Linked DNA regions of Homo sapiens: all the other regions are linked to region 1. The links are chromatin contacts, found by Hi-C or POLR2A ChIA-PET in ENCODE. All regions are on one chromosome and are shown on one strand. The core of a region is the stretch at or near the end of the contact, and the rest is flanking DNA. Distances in the headings are between cores, read along the strand shown. Region 1 holds the start of PTPRA (protein tyrosine phosphatase receptor type A). Region 2 overlaps EBF4 (EBF family member 4). Region 3 holds the start of EBF4 (EBF family member 4).

Evidence for each region. Hi-C counts contacts between places; a loop is a spot of excess contacts on that map. ChIA-PET counts read pairs that join two places held with the same protein, here RNA polymerase II (POLR2A). Pooled maps may share reads with other maps.
Region 2: a pooled map shows a loop between it and region 1 (4-fold over the local background). The contact joins the enhancer-like site here to the promoter of PTPRA in region 1. A Hi-C loop is called at or near these places in 5 of 168 maps with a recorded cell type or tissue (CD4-positive, alpha-beta T cell, CD4-positive, alpha-beta memory T cell, CD8-positive, alpha-beta T cell and 2 more), 1 of 37 single-sample maps with no recorded cell type and 10 of 50 pooled maps. POLR2A ChIA-PET finds 5 or more read pairs at or near these places in 3 of 52 experiments (AG04450, CD4-positive, alpha-beta T cell and activated CD4-positive, alpha-beta memory T cell).
Region 3: a map of ascending aorta shows a loop between it and region 1 (2.8-fold over the local background). The contact joins the promoter of EBF4 here to the promoter of PTPRA in region 1. A Hi-C loop is called at or near these places in 6 of 168 maps with a recorded cell type or tissue (CD4-positive, alpha-beta T cell, ascending aorta, cardiac septum and 2 more), 1 of 37 single-sample maps with no recorded cell type and 17 of 50 pooled maps. POLR2A ChIA-PET finds 5 or more read pairs at or near these places in 2 of 52 experiments (CD4-positive, alpha-beta T cell and OCI-LY7).

Annotation. Positions count from the first base shown.
Region 1 is chr20:2,872,178-2,874,887 of GRCh38, forward strand. PTPRA (protein tyrosine phosphatase receptor type A) reads left to right here and starts at 1,304. Exons shown (of 24, transcript NM_001385305.1): 1 at 1,304-1,583. RefSeq lists enhancers at 1-51, 52-681, 682-1,313, 1,314-1,943 and silencers at 428-567, 1,188-1,257, 1,438-1,487, 1,498-1,777.
Region 2 is chr20:2,740,616-2,743,315 of GRCh38, forward strand. All of the region lies in intron 6 of EBF4 (EBF family member 4), which reads left to right. Among named protein-coding and RNA genes, the nearest start is that of EBF4, 49 kb to the left of the region's middle. RefSeq lists a silencer at 2,681-2,700. Within about 2 kb of position 1,361, at least 3 of the 41 ENCODE cell types and tissues checked have a DNase peak (open chromatin) inside an H3K27ac peak, as active enhancers do; they include CD4-positive, alpha-beta T cell and CD8-positive, alpha-beta T cell, where a contact is called at or near this core.
Region 3 is chr20:2,691,391-2,694,090 of GRCh38, forward strand. It overlaps EBF4 (EBF family member 4), which reads left to right and starts at 1,390. Exons shown (of 17, transcript NM_001395167.1): 1 at 1,390-2,392. The coding sequence starts at 2,256. LOC105372507 (a long non-coding RNA gene) reads right to left here and starts at 1,230. Exons shown (of 3, transcript XR_937210.3): 1 at 676-1,230; 2 at 1-74. RefSeq lists an enhancer at 2,561-2,700.

The sequences.
Region 1 (2,710 bases), core at 54-2,553:
GCCCCAACAGAAGGCGGTGGTGGGGACCGGAGATGGTAGGACTGGAGATGGTGGGGGCTGCTGGGAGCCCCTTTTGCGCCGCAGTGTTTCCTGCCATGAAGAGTTGCCGCCGGTCACAACCCTTCCCCGGGGGCGCCCCGAATGTGGGACTCCTTCCGGCCTGGGGTGCGTGAGGGGGACTCAGGGGTTGCCCGGTCTGGAGGAGAGACTCGCCGCCACCTACCCCGGGAACCGCAGACTCTGGGTCTGGGATAAAGCGTCCCCTACCCGCAAGCTCGGTTTGTGCGCTACTGTGCAATCTGTCTTTTGCCTGCAGACGCCCAGCCGCTCGCCCTGCGCGGGTCTCGGAATGTCCAGGGGTCCCTACTGGGGATCACAACCCGGCGAAATGTCGCATTTGCCACCACCTATCTCGACTGCGTAATCGGCTTTCAGCCGCAGACGCTCAGGTCCTGCAGCACCCGCGGGGATCCGTGTAGGAACCTGCTGCCGCTGGATGGACTGAGCGATTGCTTCGCGGGTGTCACGCACCAGACGCCGTGCCGGGAGCGCCGGGAAGGGGGTACGCGCCCCAACCCCGGCCGGGGGAGGGCGCACTCTGGCTCCTCTCTGCGTTTTGAGCCTCCCCTCCCCCGCCAGGCGTATCGCAAAAGGCACCTCCATCGCAGAGCACCATGTGTTGTGCTTCTACTCAGCTCGGTGGCGAGCGGGGCCCCAGCATGCGCATCTGGAAAGCGGGGGAGATTACCCTGGAGCTCGGGTGGGGACGGCGTGGGCTGACTTGATATAAGACGACACCCACGGAGCCAGATCCGTTCTAGGGACTTGGCAGGTTCCTCTCCCTCCCCAGTGAGATCCGTCGTTCTTTGCAGCAATTAGGGGAGGGAAAAAAAAGACCCACAGTATCACGTTTGGAGAGGGTTAGGAAGATGGCTCTCGAGTTGCAGGCCGCCCTGGTGGCTAGACATTGGTGTAGTTTGTGCCTGGCCTCGGTTTCCTGATCTGTAAACTGGGAAGAAGGCCCAAGTCATGAGGCCTGTGACTGTAGAATGGCTGAAGGCACTGGTGCACTCGCAGCCGGTCCTTCCGGGGTCCAGCTTCCCGAAGGACTGGGCAGCCCCGGGGCGAACCCCTCTGGAGCTACCAGGAGAACGTGCGACCGGGTTCGGCGCCCCAGCCGGCAAGTGAGCGCCCAGCGGAGCGCAAGGGCGGGGCCCGCGCGGGCCGGAGACGCCCGTTCGCTGTCGGCCAACCAGCGCCTGTCTCTGAACAGCCAATGAACACGCGTCTTACAGCCAAGGCCGGGTCGGGAGCGAGGCTGCGGCGAGTGCGGCGCTGACAGAGACGCGCGCGCGCGCGATCGCGCTCGGACCCCGGCCGCTGCCGCCATCACTGTCGCCCGCCCAGTCGCCCCTCAGCCGCTTCCCCTCGCCATGGAGGCGAGGCCGCCGCCGCCGCCGCGGGGCTCGGAGCCGCGGGCCGGGCGGCGGCCCTGAGGGCTAGTGGCGGCCCGAAACGCCGCCGCGGAGCCGAGGCGGAGCCGCTGTCCTCGTCCCCAGCGGTCCCGCCCAACGCCCGACTCTGTGAGTGTTCGCGGCCGCTGCGCCCGGGTGGGCTCCGGAAGGGGGAGCGGCTCCCGGGGGCGGTGGGAGGGGTCCCGGGCCACAGCCCAGAGCCCGGAGCCCGAAGCCCTAAGCCATCTTTTCCGGGTAGAAGCCTGCGGGCGCCTGCAGGTTGATTGTGCATCCTTGCGGGTCCGTCGCGGGGAGGGGGTCCCCGGAAACGTGCCGGCCCGAGTGCCGACCCCTCGCGACTGCCCAGGAACTTTGCATGCGTCCTTCTGGGACCAGGCCAGGGCACTGCCAGAGTTGATTCTCAGAGAAGAAACTTAGAACGGCGAGAACAGAATTTGCTCAGGTCCATTTAATGGGAGGAAAGAGGAAAACTCTTGGCATGAGAAAATTTGCTTTTGCAGTGACCAACTTTTCTTTCCCTTCAAGTCCACCTCCCTCGGTCCCCCGGCCCGTCTCCCAGGCCCCTCTCCTTGCCGCCCTCTCCCAACTGTTGAGGCTGTTTAAGAAGGGAAATAAGGGCTGAGAGCTGCCCAGAATTCAGAATAGGCCAATTGAGAACGCAGGTCCCCTCCCTTTTTACTTTCGGTAAATAAAAAATTTTTTTTGAAAAAATTAGTTACTAATTATATCTCCTGAAGATTAAAAAAAAAAAATAGCAGAGCAGAGTCCTGTCTTGAGGGTTTCGTTTTTATTTTTGAGATCACTGATGATATTTGTAAGACAGGAAAAGAAGAATGTGCAAATCCACCCTCTGCAGGGTGAACGCCATCAGAAGCCTTTGCTCAGGAGAGGGATTCCGGCTCTAGAACCAGTCCACATCACCCTGGAGATGGCTTCGTTTGCCACCTGCTAGCTGTGCAGGCAGCCTGAGAAACAGAAGATGGTGGGCGAGAGGAGGACTGACTAGGAAAGGGCGAACATCTTCCTGCCTGGCCACTCCTTTCAGAAACAGATCTGATGCTGTCACTTGTTTACTTAAAAACTCCCTCGCTTTTCTTTTTCCCATGGGATGAATGAAGCCTAAAATGCCTTATCAGGTCATACAAAGCCCTTGACAATCTTGCCTCAATTTACTCCTTTACTTTTAGCCTAATCGGATCCTCCAATTCTCCTTCCCCTCATCCCGCTTGCTGGCT
Region 2 (2,700 bases), core at 111-2,610, 130 kb before region 1:
AGCCTTAGCTCTGTGACCTAAGTTTTCTTAGGGTGGGATTCCTGGAAGCAGAGCCTGAGATGGGGATTCTTGTGAAAGAGGTTTATCAAAGGAGAGCTCTCAGGAGAAAAGGAATGAGTATAGAGGGAGTTTAACAAGGAGGTGGTCTCGGTCGGAGTCTAGCGTCAGCCTATCCCATGCAGAGGTCTGGAGTGTGAATGGCCAGAGAGTTGGTCCTCCTTGTAATGTCAATCTGTCATTGGCTGTGGGCTACTGGTGGGGAGTATATGCTCTTGGCTGAGGGTAATTCTCAGATTACCTTGGGGCAGCTGCGAGCCATTTGACAGTCTACACTGCAGCTGGGGCATGAGGGAATCAGGCAGGCATCAACTCACTGTAAAGTTCCTGGACGTTGTCTTCCAAAAGAAGCTCCAGGCCAGGCATGGTGGCTCATGCCTGTAATCTCAGCATTTTGGGAGGCTGAATCAGAAGGATCGCCTGAGCCCAGGAGTTTGAGACCAGCCTGGGCAACGTACTGAGACCTCCGTCTCTACAAAAAATAAACAAAATTAGCTGAGCATGGTAGTGTGACCTGTAGTCCCACCTGCTCAGGAGGCTGAGGTGAGAGGATCACTTAAGCCTGGGAGGTCAAGGCTGCAGTGAGCCAAGATCACACCACTGCACTCCAGTCTGGGTGACAGAGCGAGACCCTGACTGAAAAAAAAAAGCAGCTCCATCCCACTCTGCCTTCTACCCCCTGAAAACCTAGAATTTAACAGTGGACTCACATCAATTGCCTTCACACTTGCCTTCTCTACTGAGTGTCTCTTTTGAGTAAAGCACTGTGCTTGGGGAGTTAATGCAATGGTGTCACCCCTGAGAAGTAGTGTATAAGTTAAATGTTTGCACTTTAGCCATACTCAACCCAGAGTTTGCTTCTTTGGTAGGAAATACTCCATGGACAAGACGTTTCTTTTCATTTCATCTTGAGCTGTTTTTATGGGGAGGAATAAAAAGCGTTTATAGACATGATTACGAAGGCTAAACCAAGTTCAGGATGTGGTAAGGTGGGTGTGTGGGTGAACTACTCTGAGCTTTCCTTTAAGTCACAGGCATCAGAGTCATGATGCATAACTACCATCCTTTAGATACTTCATTAGTTGGATGACCACTGTTCACAGCTCTTCTTCTGGTCTTTCATTAAAGTTTTTATTGAGAATGTGGAATACAGGCAGAATGGAATAATGAAGCCCATATAGCCCCAATGAGCTAGAACAATTTTTAACTATTGGTTCCATTGTTTTTTAATACTGAAGATCTTCTCGACTGATAGCAGCAGTCACAACAGCCAAAAGCCCAAAACTAGGAGCAAGAGGACCTGAGTTTGACCTCTGCAACCCTGTTGAATTTGTAACCTCGAGGAAATCCCCACAACATACTATCCTGGTCCCCACACAGCCTGCCTCTCAGAGCTGCTTTTGAAGGCAGGCTTGCCGCTGCAGTACCAGCCTGGGTCGGACTCTGAGAGCCCCACTTAGAAGGACTTCTAGGACTCTTGTCGGCATCAGTGGTTCATAAAGACCCGTTTTCATATCCTTACTTTAGCATTGACTGTGACTTTGTCAAGTCACAGTCAATAGCTTAGCCTTGGTTTTCTCATCCGTAAAGTGGGAATGGTTGCAGACCGACACGACCTGGGGGATTGAGCAAGATAATGCCAAAGTGACAAACTCAGCAGCGTTCTGGGCAGTTGCTAAGGTGCTGAGTGCCTGATGGGTTAGACCTGGTTCCCTGTTTTTCTTTTTTTGTTGTTTGTTTGTTTGTTTTGTTTTTGCATAGTTACCTCCCTAATGCATTTCATTTGTAAGTCATGCTTGTATTTATGGTGTTTTCTTCCAGTAATCCTAATGGAAGCTTCTGCGACTTGGCCTTTCCCTTACTCCCTTTTCTGTGGGGTCTGGATTAGGAAGCCATGCCCTCCAAGAGCCTCATGGCCACAGTGGGATGGCACTGGGCACTGGTCCTGCAGTGGTCACCCTCCATGGGGATCCTCAGGTCAGAGAGGGCTGTGGACTTGGGCTCACTTTACTCCTCCCCACTCCCTGCCCCCTGCCCCCATCCTGGTCAGGAAAAACGGGCTTTCCTAGACTCCTTTTCAGCCCCATAGGGCCAGGAGTGGGGAGGGGTGCTCAGAGAACACCCCCAGGCTCATCCAAGCTTTAGAGGTGGGGGGTGGTTCCATGCTGACAAGCAGGGCTTCAAGCCCCTCAACAAAGTGCACATCCCTTCCTGCCTCAAGTCCCTACAGGGTGTCCCAGGCCCAGAACCTTGTCCTCACTTACCCAGCCCCTTCCCAGGCTCTCTTCTTTCAAGGGGAACACCTGCCCGCAGTTCCCATGTCCACATGTGTTCCATGTGTGTGTCTCCCTCCAACTCCCCTGCCCACCAGGTCTCTCACTCTCCCCCAGTCCCCAGCCCCCACATCTGGCCTCTGTGCAGACATGGCTTGGAGGACCTGCTGCCCCTCCTTCTTCTTCCCTGACTCCATTCTCATCCTTCCCTGACTGCTCAGGTGGAATAAAGTGTCACCCCCTGGGCGTCAGCCAAGGGAGAATTCTCCTGGGTTGTTCTCACGTTCGCCCTTCCAGCCTCTGCGGTGTGTCTGTCTCCCCCTGGTGGGCAAGGAGAGGACCAGGCAGCGGCACCCGGAGGGTCGGCAGT
Region 3 (2,700 bases), core at 140-2,639, 180 kb before region 1:
CCCGGCAGGGCCTAAGAGTCTGGATTCCTCACCAGCTCCCAGGTGATGTCAATGCTGCTGGTCCGGGGACCACACTGTGAGAAGCAAGATTTAGAGAGGCAGATCAGGAGATGGAGAAAGAGACTGGCTTAAGAATTGTCTTAAGGAGAAACCCATGTTTGATAATCCCACCTAGGGTAAAAGCTGAGACCTGAAGGAGTCCTGGTGGGAATGGCAGCCCCCTGTGGGTGATGGGGAGAGGCATAGAGAGAAGGGGTGGTAAAGAGACCAGGAAAGGAGGTGAGAGGGCCTCTGTGATGGCAGGAGAACCAGCAGTGCCCCCAGGACGCCTCATCTGGGCCAATGTGTGACAGAACGCTAACTCACACTTGGAGGCCCCCCAGAAGAGGATGGGAGTGAGTTGGAGCAGGAAGGTGTTATTGCAGGGGTGTCTGAGCGTGAACATGGCAGGCAGGGCAGGTGGCCCCCATGCTGTTCTGCAGGAAAGTGCTGGACTCAGTCTGGGCTTGCTCGAAGCCTGGCCAGGACAACGTGGGGAGAGGGGCAGAAATGTCTCTGCCCCACGGTCAAGGGCCAGACGACTTCTGTGCCAGGAACTAATAAAAAAAAAGGAATGGGATCTGAGACGGGACGCGGCTGGGGAGAAACAGGAGGTGAGCTGGGCTCTGAGCCTACCTGTCCAACTCGCAATCAGAAATCAGGAGGTTCCTGAAAGGCACAGATGGAAACTGAAAATGCTTTAGGCTTAGGTAACCCAGCATCAGGAATCGGGATGGTTGGATGCAGGGACCTCGCCCAGCTTGTCTGGGGCCGCAGCCTACGGCAGGGACGTTTCAGTCCTTAGCTGGGGTGAAAGTGAGGTCAGGGTCGCCGGGGAAATGCGGGAGTACAGTCACGCGGGAGAAAGACGTCAAGAGCGAAAGCTCGGAGGCGTCAAAATGAGCAGCAAGTCCAGGCACAAGGCGTCGGGCGCGGAGAGTACGGCGGGTGCCGGGGGAGGGAGATGAGGCCGCGAAGACGCCGGGGCTTCGTCCGGCGGCGACGGGGAGGCCGCGGAGGTTCCCGAGCGCAGCGGGGCGCGCACCTCCCGCTCGGGCCGGGCTCCCTCGCCGCGCGGCCCCGGATCCTCCCTGCGCGGGTTTCCGTGGCCCCCGCCGGGCTCTTCCGTTCCCTCCCGCGGCCTCGACCAGGCCGCAGCCCCCAGCCCAGGCGACCGACTCGCCAGGGTCCGCCCCGCCGCCGCGGCCCGGGCCCGGCCGCTCCTCCCCCGATGATGTCACGTCCCCGGCCGCCCCTCGGCCGGCCGCGCCGCCCCGCCCCCGCCTCCCCCGGGCCCCCGTCCCCTGGGCCCGCCCGCTCCCGACATCCCTCCTCCCGCCTGCGCTCCCTCCCTTCGGCTACCGCTCCCCCGGGAGCGGCGGCGGCGGCGGCGGCGGCGGCGGGATGGCCCGGGCCCGAGGCCAGGCCCCGGGGAGCGGCGGGCGGCGGCGGCCGCGGCGGGGCGGCGCGGGAACCGGGCCCCGGGGGGAGTCGGCCGGGCTGCTGCTGCTGCTGCTCCAGGTGCTGCCGCCCGGGGCTACGGCAGGGCCGGGACGCCGGGGCACGCGGGGCGCTGGCGCTGGCGGCGGCGGCGTCTGCTGGCCCGGCGCGGCCCCAGCCTTTCCCCGGGACGCGCGGCTGCTGCTGCTCCTGCCGCCGCTGCCGCCACTGTCGCCGCCGCCGCCGAGCTCCGCGCCCGCAGCCTCCGCCTCCCGGATGGTAATCAGCGCCCCGCGCTGGCGCCGCGGGCGGGCGGGCGGGCGGGAGGTGGGGGCGGCGAGGGGGAAAGGGCGGGCGGCCCCGCGCCCCCGCCTTGCCCGAGGCAGCTCCCGGGGCGCTCGGGCCCCCCCTCCGACGACCGCGGCCCCGGGCAGCCGCCAGAGCGCGCCTCTGGGGCGCCTCCGCGCGGACCGGGTGCGGGCTCCGCTCCCCGCCCTCCCCGCCCCGCTCGCAGTCCGCCCGCCAGCGCTCAGGCCGCGGGGGAATCCCTCCATCTCCCCGCCCAGCGCCCCAGGAGGGGAGGGGACAGCGCCGGCGCCCGCGGACCCGCTTTCTCCGAGGGAGCGCCCAAGAGGCGAGCGCGCACTGAGCCACCCGGACTCGGCGCTGCGCTGCTGGAGGCGCCTGGTGCCGTCGGGTCGGGCTGAGCTAGACGCCCGCAGCCTCAGCGGGACCGGATCCGGGGCGGCGGGGGCGCTCACTCACCGCGCGCCCTCATGTTCCCTGCGCAGGACGCTCTGCCCCGCAGCGGGCTGAACCTGAAGGAGGAGCCGCTGCTGCCCGCCGGCCTGGGCTCAGTGCGCTCCTGGATGCAGGGCGCGGGCATCCTGGACGCCAGCACCGCGGCGCAGAGGTAAGCGCTCGGACCGGACCCGGTGCGCTCGGGTTGGACGGCTGCGCGCCGCCTCAGCTCAGCTTGCTGGAGCTGCTGGAGCCAGGGGCGGAAGGAGCCCTAACTCTGGACGGTCCCGGCGAGCTCCCCGGCCCACCCCGTCCGGAGTGCCTGTGCTGCCTCCTGAGGCTGTGGGGCGGGCTGGGGCGGGGCTTCTGCCTCCACTCCGGGCTGCCCCGGTAGATTTCTGACGGCCGCTCGCGGGTGCGGCGGTGAACGCCACCCCAGCCGGGCTGTCTATGGCTCTGAGAGAAGAGGCAGAGCTCCCA